Regions from separate parts of the Homo sapiens genome. Here region 1 is linked to region 2. A link is a contact called in ENCODE Hi-C or POLR2A ChIA-PET data. All regions are on one chromosome and are shown on one strand. Each heading gives the region's core, a stretch centred on a gene start or an enhancer-like site at or near the end of the contact. The rest is flanking DNA. Distances are from core to core; before and after follow the strand shown.

Region 1 (6,046 bases), core at 3,440-5,939, 1.7 Mb after region 2:
TCAGAGATAAATGAGGAGGGACTGGGGCAATGCATCAGGAAGGAGGCTCAGGAGAGGCAGGGCCAGATCACCCGGGGGGCTCGAGCCCCTTCAGGCCTTTTGTAAAGTTTGGGAATTCATTCATCCCACACTGGAGGGTGTCAGACTTTTTTAAGACTCTTTCATTCTTTTTGTTTGTGTCATTACTTTAAGTGACAGAAGCAGTTCCATAGTCATTTTCATGGTTTGGGGAGACCCTTTCTTGGATCATAGTAATTCTTACAATAATGCCTGTGCTCTAACCACCAGTTTTAGGGGATTGTGGGCCGCGACTTGGCCTCCTTGTCTCCGCTCTGTGTTGGCTTTACAGTTGTGGATGCTGCGGCTCACCCAGCGCTGTGTGGCAGTGGGTCCTGCTGCAGGATGTCCACAATGCAGACCACAGGGCAGGGTGTCCCTGGCACCCATGGGGTCAGGGGTGAAGCTGTTATCTGTGAAATGACAGAAATGAAACCCAGCATTGGAGAAGAATCGTCTGCGCCCCCTCTAATCCACCTGTGAAACACTGTGCTGAAACACCATGAGGAAGAGGAAGCATTGGGGTGTAAAGAAACCCAGAAATGCTGGTTTCTAGAAATGGTATTAATTGTCTCAGGGGCTCTCCCTACAGTGTGAAATAGCTGGCTGGGCAGCTGCAGCCGGTTCCATCTTCTCCATAGCCACGCCCTTCCCGTGACCTCATGGGGTATCTGCACAGTGGGTGCAGTGCAAAAAGACACAGTCAAGCCTGTGAGCCAGTAGCTGGCGAGGGGGTGGTTTGGTAGTGAGAGATGATTACAGGGACGGGGGTTGGCTCATGGTTCTGCCACACCACCCTCCATCTCTAACTGGGACTCTGACTTGGAATATAGACTTCACTATGCCACATGATGTAGTGACATGGCAGAGGAGGCAAACAGAGTGGAAGGAGACAAGTCAGAGAAGAAGGAAGTGAAGGGCGGAGAGCAAGGGATGCTCATTGCCAAGGCCGTGGCAGTCACTGCCAGCAACAGGTGTGGGCCTAGCTTTGATTCTGTCACCTGCAGGGGTGCCTGCCCCAGAGCAGGGCTCCTTGAAATCTTCCATCCCCTTATTGGCTGTGCACTAATGTCTCTTGGAGAGACTTCTCAAAAACCTCCCTGTACTTAACTTGGTTTGACAAATTTGATAACATTTTATGTTTTAATAGGCAAACATTTTCATGGCTTAAAAATTGTAAAATATAGCAGGATATGTGGTAAAGCCTGTTTCCTACCCTATCCTCTAGCCATCCATGTCCCCTCCCTTAAGACACCAATGCCATGTGCTTGTTGGGTTTTTTTCTGAAGTTATGCTGTGTATATGCCAGCAGGCCTGCATGTGCAGACATGAGACAGTTTTCCACATCCCTGGTGCCATGCTGCGTGCTCGCTGTGTGCCTCTTCTGACGGTTTCACTGGCCCACAAGGAGTTTTGTGTTCCATTGTCCAGCTGCATGCTGGCCTGCTGCCAGGCTGTGCTGCAGATTCTTCAACCAGTGCTCTCTGGATGCCTGTTAGCTTCTTTCCAGCCTGTGCTTCACACTAATACGTTAGTTTTGTGAAGGAAGCTGCACCCCCCTTGCTCTGAGGTCTGGGCCTAGGCTCTGGCTGGATTGAGCATCATTCTAGCTGGAAAAAGAGGGTGGGGTTAGACGACGTGTTTAAGCTTCTGCCCGTTTATTTCAATTATGACCTGGCCTGTAGGGTTTTCTTTGGGAAATGGGCAGTTAATGGTTAGATACTATTTGTAAGGCACATGTCTCTAAAATATTACCTTCTAGTGGCCAGGCGTGGTGGCTCACGCCTATGATCCCAGCACTTTGGAAGGCCAAGGTGGGCGGATCATGAGGTCAGGACATCGAGACCATCCTGGCTAACACAGTGAAACCCCATCTCTACTAAAAATACAAAAAATTAGCTGGGCGTGGTGGCAGGCGCCTGTAGTCCTAGCTACTCAGGAGTCTGAGATAGGAGAATCGCTTGAACCCGGGAGGCAGAGGTTGCAGTGAGCCGAGATCGTGCCACTGCACTTTAGCCTGGGCAACAGATGGAGACTCTGTCTCAAAAATAAATAAATAAATAGATAAAAATAAAATAAAATATTACCTTCTAGTTACACACAGACCTTTTATTTTTTTAATTATTATTGTTTTTTTTTTGAGACAGGGTGTCACTCTGTCAACCAGACTGGAGTGTAGTGGCAGGATCATGGCTCACTGCAGCCTCTGCCTTCCAGGCTCAAGTGATCTTCCCACTTTAGCCTCCTGAGTAGCTGGGACTACAGGTGTATGCCACCATGCCTGGCTAATTTTTAATTTTTTTTTGTGGGTTTGGCTATGTTGCCTAGGCTGGTATTGAACTCCTGGGCTCAAGCAATCCACCTGCCTCAGCTTTTCAAAGTGCTGGGATTACTGGTGTGATCCACCATGTCCAGCCAACACACAGACATTTTATTTTTTATTTATTTTTAATTTTTAATTTTTTAAAATTTTTATTCAAGACAGAATCGTGCTCTGTTGCAATCTTGGCTCACTGCAACCTCCACCTCCCGGGTTCAAGCCATTCTCCTGCCTCAGCCTCCCAAGTGGCTGGGATTACAGGTGTGTGCCATCACATCCGGCTAATTTTTGTATTTTTAGTAGAAACGGGGTTTCACCATGTCGGCCAGGCTGGTCTTGAACTCCTGACCTCAGATGATCTGCCCGCCTCGGCCTCCGAAAGTGCTGGGATTACAGACGTGAGCCACCGCGCCCAGCCCACAGACATTTTAAACTAACCTGTAGCATCCTGAGTGAGGCTTGTCAAAGCTGCTTTTGACCCCAGTTTCAGGTACATTGGCTCTGTTGGGCTTTCCTCTGCCTGGCCTATCAAGCGGCCAACTCAAGCTGCAGGTGCAAGGGCAGATGGTTCTGCAGGGACCTTAATGACAGCCAGGCCCAGGAACACACAGTGCTTGTGTGGAAGTCTACATTTCAGCTGTGATGGTGTCTCGCTGAGGCTGGTTCTGGCCATGCCCTCCCAGCATTTCAGCTGTTCCAACCAAGGTGCTCTACATCTCAGAGGGAAGGCAACGGCCTGGGCAGCACGTTGCACGTACATTTTGGAGTCATGTTGGTTGGTGGTCTTCAGTTTCTGAATCTGTGATATGGCATGGTCATTCATCACAGGCGAGGTGATGCAAAGTTACCAACTGGGAGCACACCTGCCCCTTCTCATTCACTCACGCAGCAGGTAGTTTTCAGGCACAAAGGAATTGACTTGTGGAGCTGGCCCTGGGGTCTGTCTGTAGGAGAGCAGGAAGTAGTAGCCACCTGCGGAGGGCTCACAGGCATGTGCCTGCGAGACTGCTTACAAGCCCCTGTGCGGGATTTAGGGCAGACCAGAGCCATGAGCGTCCATGGTCAAGTGAAGGTCTGGTAGGTGTGAGCTGTTAGCCCTAGGGTCTGCTGCATGCGGTGCCAGGGGCTGAGGAATGCTGAGGCAGCTTTTCCTCCAGTCTCTGCTCGCTCCGTGCACAGCCCTTGTCTCCTGCCTGATAGTGGTCAGTAGTCAGTTGGCTTAGGGTACACGGTCTCCACCCAGTGAACCTGGCGCTGGCAGAAGCTTGTAGAAGAATGGGTGCAAAAAAGATATCTCAGAGGGCCTGCAGATGGCTGTTTTTAGGAAGTGAATAGGCTTCTTCTTTTTCTTCATTTTTTCTTTAAGATACTCTTGAGGTTTTGAGGCTCCACCCTGAGCTCTTTGTGGCTGAGGGCTGCTGTGGCTTGATGAAGGGGACAGTCTTCAAATCTTGCACAGGCTGGGGAAGGTTGGGACAGCACAGCCCTGAGTCTCGAACAAAATGGGGCAGAGGGGAGGGCAGGAGAGCCGTCAGATTCATGGGGCCACATCCTCGCAGCAACCCAGGGGAAGCTGAGGCCCCAGGGTCTGCATGATGGAGGCCGAGCACGACGGAGGAAGTGGAATTATTGCACATGGTGGGTTTCGACACTTGGGACTCGCTCCTCAAAGAGGAAAATCGAGAGTGGGGGTGCACAGAGCAAGGGCTGAAGAAACAAAAAGCAGGGGGTTTAGGGGAGAGATAAACCTCTTTGCATGAGTCAAGCTGAAAAGCAGTTTGGAAGGTCAAGTGCTAGCCAGTGTCTTTTTTTGCCTGCCCAGCCTCTTCTTCTGCCATGTCTGCCCTGACAGGGGCAGAGTTCTCAGTTCCCATGTCAGAACTCGGCACCAGCTTCTCTGTTGACAGTTGCAAGGCCTGTGGCTGAGAGAAGTACTTGTGCTGTGTTTCTGCAAGGTAAGATGGCCCTGATCACAGCTCATGATGCCTGAGATCAGGAGGGTCTGCTCCATGAGATATCAGCAGAGGCCATCCTGTGAAATATTTTAACTAATTGAACTGAATGTTGAAGACAAGGCCTGTGGCAGTGTTGTATTTATATGTGACAAGCCGAGAGTCCTTGGACAACCTTGGAAACTCCTTTTTAGGACAGAATCAACTGAGACGATACACACGAAGGAGCTTTTGTGAGCAGAGTACAGAGCTCGTTATTGCAGTACAAGGTTGTAGGTTTTCACACAGCTTTTGAGGATGGGTTGGTGGCCCAGGGAGGATGTCAGGAACTGTCCTTCACTAATGGGGATTCTCGAGTTCCTACCACGTGCCAGATAGCGTGCTGATTGCTTTGTATCCACTTCCCTTTTAATCCCTTGTATTAGCTTCCTGTGGTTGCTGTAACAAACTCGGTGGCTTAAAGCGAAAGGAACTTATTCTCTCACTGTTCTGGCCTCCAGAATCACTGGGCTGAATCAAGCTGTGGGCAAGGCCATGTTCCCTCCAGTAGCTTAGGGCGGAATCCATTCTGTGGCTGCTGGCTTGCCTCGGCTGCCGGCCCCTTCCTCATCTTCACACCAGCAGGGTAACATCTTCTCTCCGTGACTCCGCTTCTCTCTGCTTCTGTCACACGGCCCTCTCTTCTCTCCGAAATCTCCTGCCTTCATATAAGGACATTTGTGATGGCATTTGGGGCCTACCAGTGTAATCTAGGATAATCTCATCTCAAGATTCGAAACTTAATTGAGTCTGCAAATCCTTTGCTGTATAAGGTAACATTAATAGGTTCCAAGGATTTGAACGTGAACCTCTTTTGCAGGGGGCATTATTTGACCTGCCATACCTCACAGCAGCCTGATGAGGACCATACTGTCCCACATACAGTGGGCTTAATGAGGAAGCTGAGGCTTGGGGAGGCCTAGGGGTGGCCATGGTCCTTTCCTCTCCCAGACTCTGGGGTAGCTGACTCTGGGGTCATTTTGTCATGTTGCTGGGCACTCACTTGGTGAACAGATAATCCCCTGTCATTTTACTATGTTGTTACATGGGTTTGAAAAAAGAGTTTTTCAACTCTCTGGCTGAGCCCCTGTTCCTGTGAGGGCCTGTGGTTTTTCCTCCCGGCTCCACCCTGGTTTCGGCGCAGTACTTGAGCAGACGGTGGCTTGGGTCTCACTCTAGCGCCCTCCCCCTTCCTCTCTGGCTGTGTGCCCAGGCTGGCCCTGCCCACCTTGCTCAGTCTCTGCTCCATCTGCCACAAGTCTCACTCCAGCCCTCCCCCCAGTAGCTTAGGAAGGGACCTTCTTGTTACGTTTTTTGTTTTGTTTTGTTTTTTGTTTTTTTGTTTTTTTGAGATGGAGTCTCACTCTGTTGCCCAGGCTGGAATGCAGTGGCGTGATCTCTGCTCACTGCAACCTCTGTCTCCTGGATTCAAGCGATTCTCCTGCCTCAGCCTCTTGAGTAGCTGGGACTACAGGCGTACGCCACCATGCACAGCTAATTTTTGTATTTTTAATAGAGATGGGGTTTCACCATGTTGGCCAGGTTGGTCTTGAACTCTTGACCTCAAGCAATCTGCCCGCCTTGGCCTTCCAAAGTGCTGGGATTACAGGCGTGAGCCACCGTGCCCGGCCTTGTTATGTTTTTTAAGCTAACCCTGTAGAGCACTCACTGTGCACCA
Region 2 (5,644 bases), core at 1,057-3,556:
CTGCCTCAGCCTCCCGGGTAGCTGGGACTACAGGCGTGCATCACCTCACCTGGCTAACTGTGTATTTTTAGTAGAGACGGGGTTTCATCATCTTGGCCAGGCTGGTCTTGAACTCCTGACCTCAGGTGATCTGCCCGCCTTGGCCTCCCAAGGTCCTGGGACTACAGGTGTGCACCATCATGCCAAGCTAACTTTTTATTTTTTAAATTTTTAGTGGAAATGAGTTTTTGCTATGTTGCCCAAGCTGGTAATCCCACATTTAACCTAAATATCTAAAAAACTTATTTTTCCTTTTCTTTATTGGCTTCTGTCATTAGACTCAGTGCATATGAACAGAGCTTCTGAGTGTAGACAGCCTGAAAAGGGTAAAATAAAAGGAGCCAATTCGTACTTAAGCAGAAAAAAGACATAATAGAGAAAAAAATAAAATCATAAGAAAAAGGGAAAAAATAGCCAATTGATTGATAATAGAATGGGAAAGTTTCTAAGTATGGGAGGTGGGGGTAGGGGTGGAGCAGGGCGCTGGTGTTACAGCTCACTAGGAGATGAGGAGAGCTGGGTTTGCTTTGAGGCAATTCAGGTAGCTCTTCCTGGTTGGTGGAGACAGGGAAGGAACAGGCAGTCAAGGTTCTGCTTTTGTTCTGTCTCAGCCAGTGCCCATTCCAAGGCTCCTATTCCTCGAAAAAACTGACCTGCTGGGCACTCACTGCAAAGTATCCGCTATGAGTGGGGCCCCTACTAGCAACATACTTCTCCAGGCTGGCCTAGTTTACAGAACCCTCAATCCCAGCTAACAGGGCTTTCTTGAGTCAGGGCCTCTCTGCTACCACACCTCCTCCCACAACATTGTGTGATCCTTTCTGTTTAGGCTCCTTCCGTTTGGTACTGATTGCTGCTTTTATTAGCAAACATTACACCAAAATGAAAATAAATACAAGTGTCAGTGCGGGAAGGGAGTAAAGTGGGTTCTGTGTCTTCAGTACTGGCAAAAGATTTGCTGTGAGACCTGGTGGTCAACCCAGTACCTGATCTTCTCTGTGCACCTGTGCAATTATTGTAAGGATGTTTATCTGTCTGTCTTCTTCCCCCTCACAGGGCGGGCAGCTGTGGTCTTCCTTATACACCCTACTGACACAGGGCTAGGGCCATTCAGGAAGCAGTCATTTCAGGGATAGGCCCACTGCCGCGCCTGCCTGCTCATGTCCACAAGCAGCTGCCCAGCTGATCAATCACCACAATTTGGGGTTAGGAGTTTGGTCCTGGAAGGCAGGTAGCAACAACTACTACCTAGCCAAAGAATATTCTAAAGAGCTGTCCTGTCATGTTCAATGTCTAGGTCCACAATCCCGCAAGCTTAGCGAAGTAATGCTCTGTCATTCTTACCCCCATTTACAGATGGAGAAATGGGCTGGGAGATGACAGTATGGAGGCACCAGGATTTTTGTCTCGGCTCAATTTCTGCATCTCTAAATGGAAATAATTCTACTAACTCTGAGGGTTGTTGGGGGGATTTAATGAATATATGTGTTTACTTGTTTATCTCCTGTTTTCTGTTCTAGACTGTAAACCCCAATGGGCAGCGACTTTGGCTTGTTCACTGCTCTATTGTCAGAGCCTAGAACAAGTGCCTGGTACAAAGTAGGTGTTCAATAAATATCTATGCCTAAATGGAAGAGACAGGAGAGAAGTCTAGGCCAGAGCCTGCCCCTTCTATAACCTTAGTTCCCCAGATTTGCCTTCCACATCAGGCAGCCACTGGTTGATGGAAGCATCGTCGGGCTGGGGCTGGGGCTGGGGTAACCTACTTCTGGCCTTAGGACAAGGTCGGCAAAAATCTCAGCAGTGAGGAGGCCAGAAAAGTCTCCAAGGGGCAGGCTGCAATGCCAGCCTAAGCCCTCAGGTTTCCTTTTTCTTTTTCTACATCAGGAAAAGCACTTTTCTCGCCCTGCCTGCAGAGCGGGCCACCCCTAGCTGCAGGTGAGGGACGGGAGAGGAGCCTCCCACGTGCGGCCGTGCGAGGCCGAGGAACAGGAACGGCGTAGCTAGGAGACCAGGTCCCGGAGAAGGAGAGCTGGCCCCACTGGCAGAGAAAGGCGGGGAAGGGCGCGGAGGCGGAGCACTGGGCGGGTACCCGCTGGCGGCTCTCGCGCGGCGGCGCTGCTCCACCTTAAGCGACTGTACCCCCTTAAGGGCGGGCGCTCAAGCAGCGAGCCCCGGGGGCGGGGCCTCCAATGCAAATGAGGGGCGTGGGCAGGCGGGGCGGGGCGGGCGGGGCGCTGACCTGACGTCAGGCTCGCGGCCCGGGCAGTTGGCTCGGCGGCAGCGGAGCGGCCGGAGCTGCGGTGCGGACCGGGGCCGCGCGGCGTGGCGCGGGGAGCGGCGGCGGCGGCAGAGCCAGAGCAACATGGCGCCGGTGGGCGGGGGCGGGCGCCCGGTCGGCGGACCGGCCCGCGGGCGCCTCCTCCTGGCGGCGCCGGTGCTGCTGGTGCTGCTGTGGGCGCTGGGGGCCCGGGGCCAGGGCAGCCCCCAGCAGGGCACGATCGTGGGCATGAGGCTGGCGAGCTGCAACAAGTCGTGTGGGACGAACCCGGATGGCATCATCTTCGTGTCCGAGGGCAGCACCGTGAACCTGAGGCTGTACGGCTACAGCCTGGGCAACATCTCCAGCAACCTGATCTCCTTCACCGAGGTGGACGATGCCGAGACCCTCCACAAGTCCACCAGCTGCCTCGAGCTCACCAAGGACCTGGTCGTCCAGCAGCTGGTCAACGTGAGCCGCGGGAACACGTCCGGCGTGCTGGTGGTGCTCACCAAGTTCCTCCGGAGGAGCGAGAGCATGAAGCTGTATGCACTGTGCACCCGGGCCCAGCCCGACGGGCCCTGGCTGAAGTGGACGGACAAGGACTCACTGCTCTTCATGGTGGAGGAGCCTGGGAGGTTCCTGCCTCTCTGGCTGCACATTCTCCTAATTACGGTGCTGCTGGTGCTGTCGGGCATATTTTCTGGCCTCAACCTCGGGCTTATGGCCCTGGACCCCATGGAGCTGCGCATCGTGCAGAACTGTGGCACCGAGAAGGAGAGGCGCTATGCCCGCAAGATTGAGCCCATCCGGCGCAAGGGCAACTACCTTCTCTGCTCGTTGCTCCTAGGGAACGTGCTGGTCAACACCTCCCTCACAATCCTTCTAGACAACCTCATCGGGTCCGGCCTCATGGCGGTGGCCTCCTCCACCATTGGCATTGTCATCTTTGGGGAGATCCTACCTCAGGCCCTGTGCTCCCGACATGGGCTGGCTGTGGGTGCCAACACCATCCTTCTCACCAAATTCTTTATGCTACTCACCTTCCCCCTCAGTTTTCCCATTAGCAAGCTCCTGGACTTTTTTCTGGGCCAGGAGATTCGCACTGTTTACAACCGGGAGAAGCTGATGGAGATGTTGAAGGTGACGGAGCCCTATAATGACCTCGTGAAAGAGGAGCTCAATATGATCCAGGGTGCCCTGGAACTACGGACCAAAACTGTAGAGGATATCATGACCCAGCTCCAGGACTGCTTCATGATCCGCAGCGATGCCATCCTGGACTTCAACACCATGTCGGAGATAATGGAAAGCGGCTATACTCGCATCCCGGTGTTCGAAGACGAGCAGTCCAATATTGTAGATATTCTCTACGTCAAAGACTTGGCCTTTGTGGACCCCGATGACTGCACCCCCCTCAAGACTATCACTCGCTTCTATAACCACCCGGTGCACTTTGTCTTCCATGACACCAAGTTGGATGCCATGCTGGAGGAGTTCAAGAAGGGTAAGGCCAGATGTAGTTCCCCTGGTTCAATTTCCTCTTGACGCCTCTTTTCCCCTGGCGTGTTTTGTGTCTGCTGGCTTTAGTGTTCTGTTTGTGTGACTCTGTGTCCCTTTGCCTATCGCTTCCTATGCTTCTGAGGTGAACGATTTTGGAGCGGTAGACCCATTCTCAAGTGTCTGCCGTCTGCCAGGTAGTGTGCTGTGTGCTCCTGATGAATCAAAGCTGAATAAGACATACTCGCTCCCTTGGAGGGCTGGAGCAAGACCTCAGGGAGCTATTGAAGCAAGACAGAGTAAGACAGATGCCTGAAAAGAGGCCAGGGCGATGGAGATTTAGAGTATGGGGTGGAGTCAGGAAGGGGCTGGGAAATTGGGGAATCCACAGGGGAAGGAGCATTTGAGGAGAATCTTAAAAGGTAGAGAGGCTTGCTGCTTGAGGCAGAGGGAACCCCGCAAGCAGAGAACCGGAGTGGAGAAGCAAAAGTGTGCTTGTGGCCCAGCAGGTGGTCCTGTTTGGTGGGTATAGTGGCTCTGATGCTTAGTGGTCAATGGCTGGAGTAGTTTGGGGCCCGGTGGTGGACGCTAAGTTTGCTCCCAGCTTGGGAGCTACAGGTTTTTGAGCAGGGGAGTCATGTTACTGGAGGTGCTAGCCCACAGAAGCAGAATTGGGAGGTCTCTAATTGGCTCGCTTCTCAGAACAATGCCAAGTAGCGCTTTCGACTATTCAGCAGAAGCAAGCAGATTAAGTTTTGGTAATTGTGGCGCCAGCGTAAGCTTCCCTCCAGTGGTCTGCTGGAAATCTTCAGCTGCCTTGCACTGCCTTGTGTTTTTTTCTCACCTGGGTTCTTGGCCATTTCGCAGGTAGTTAGAGAGGCATTTGGAGGGTTTACTCATCAGCCTCAAAGCTCAAGGCACACACTCCTTTTCTTCCAGCAAAATTTTCCTCCCATCTCTGCCATTCAGAAACCCTCAAAGTGGCAGTAAACAAGCCAATTATGGAGTGGAACCCTCCCAGGCTGAAGGAAGTGAGGAGGCAGAAAGGGAAGCTCTTTTTTAAAGGAATGGGGGTGAGGGGCTCATCCTAAACTTGGGGACTTTGCTTTCTAAACATGCTCCCAGCCTTCATTCCCATAGGAGAGCTCCTACTGGCTGAGGCTGCTCAGGCCGACCTAGGGCTTGGAGGGACTTCGGAATCCTAGCAGGGAGTGAGCTGGCAGGTGTTTCTGTAACGGAGAGTGGAGGACAGCTTTGGAGTGGGATAGGGAGGAGCTGGCTTTGCCAGGTTTGGTCTGAAAAGATGCTGGGGTCAGGGCCAGGGTGGTGGGTTGGTACCCTCCTAAGTTCAACAGACTGAATCTTAGTATCGGAGCTGAGGACCACTTGAGTAAAGTAAGCCAGAGTCTGGGAGAGCCCCAGGGAAGGTGGCCTCCCTGCAGAGACTGGAGAGACAGACCCCTAGTGGTGAAGGCAGAGGCTGCGGTGGGGTGGGGGTGGGGGCGGCTTTGGGAGTGCAGACCCAGGAATCAGGTTTTCCCAGGTACCCGAGCCTGGGACAGAAAAGCAGTGAGGATCTGTGCCCCACCCCCACCCTAAGCCTTGGGACCTGAAGACTTCTCCTATTGCTTAGTTGGGAACCTGATTAGGACCCTCCAGGGCAACTTCCTCCTCACTGCCTCTGTGGTGTTTGGGACTATGGTTTGTGACACACCCAGTAGCACCTTCCCATCAGTTCATTTGGAATCTGGATCCAACCAGTATGGATTGGTCTGACCAGTCTCCCAGTCTTGATCAGCAGGGCTGAGCTCTCTTGGGTTGGAGCCTCCTGGGTCTTGAGAGGGC

What was found. A loop is a pair of places that touch in the nucleus more often than their neighbours do. ChIA-PET counts read pairs that join two places held with the same protein, here RNA polymerase II (POLR2A). Pooled maps may share reads with other maps.
Region 1: a pooled map shows a loop between it and region 2 (2.9-fold over the local background). The contact joins the enhancer-like site here to the promoter of CNNM4 in region 2. A Hi-C loop is called at or near these places in 1 of 37 single-sample maps with no recorded cell type and 3 of 50 pooled maps. POLR2A ChIA-PET finds 5 or more read pairs at or near these places in 1 of 52 experiments (Panc1).

Annotation. Positions count from the first base shown.
Region 1 is chr2:98,460,347-98,466,392 of GRCh38, forward strand. All of the region lies in intron 1 of INPP4A (inositol polyphosphate-4-phosphatase type I A), which reads left to right. Among named protein-coding and RNA genes, the nearest start is that of INPP4A, 19 kb to the left of the region's middle. RefSeq lists enhancers at 2,948-3,463, 3,650-3,699, 4,950-5,089, 5,100-5,409, 5,508-6,046 and 1 more. Within about 2 kb of position 4,690, at least 25 of the 41 ENCODE cell types and tissues checked have a DNase peak (open chromatin) inside an H3K27ac peak, as active enhancers do.
Region 2 is chr2:96,758,596-96,764,239 of GRCh38, forward strand. CNNM4 (cyclin and CBS domain divalent metal cation transport mediator 4) reads left to right here and starts at 2,307. Exons shown (of 7, transcript NM_020184.4): 1 at 2,307-3,806. The coding sequence starts at 2,405. RefSeq lists enhancers at 1,745-1,794, 2,354-2,943, 2,815-3,064, 2,944-3,532, 5,603-5,644 and silencers at 2,125-2,544, 2,668-2,851, 5,223-5,272.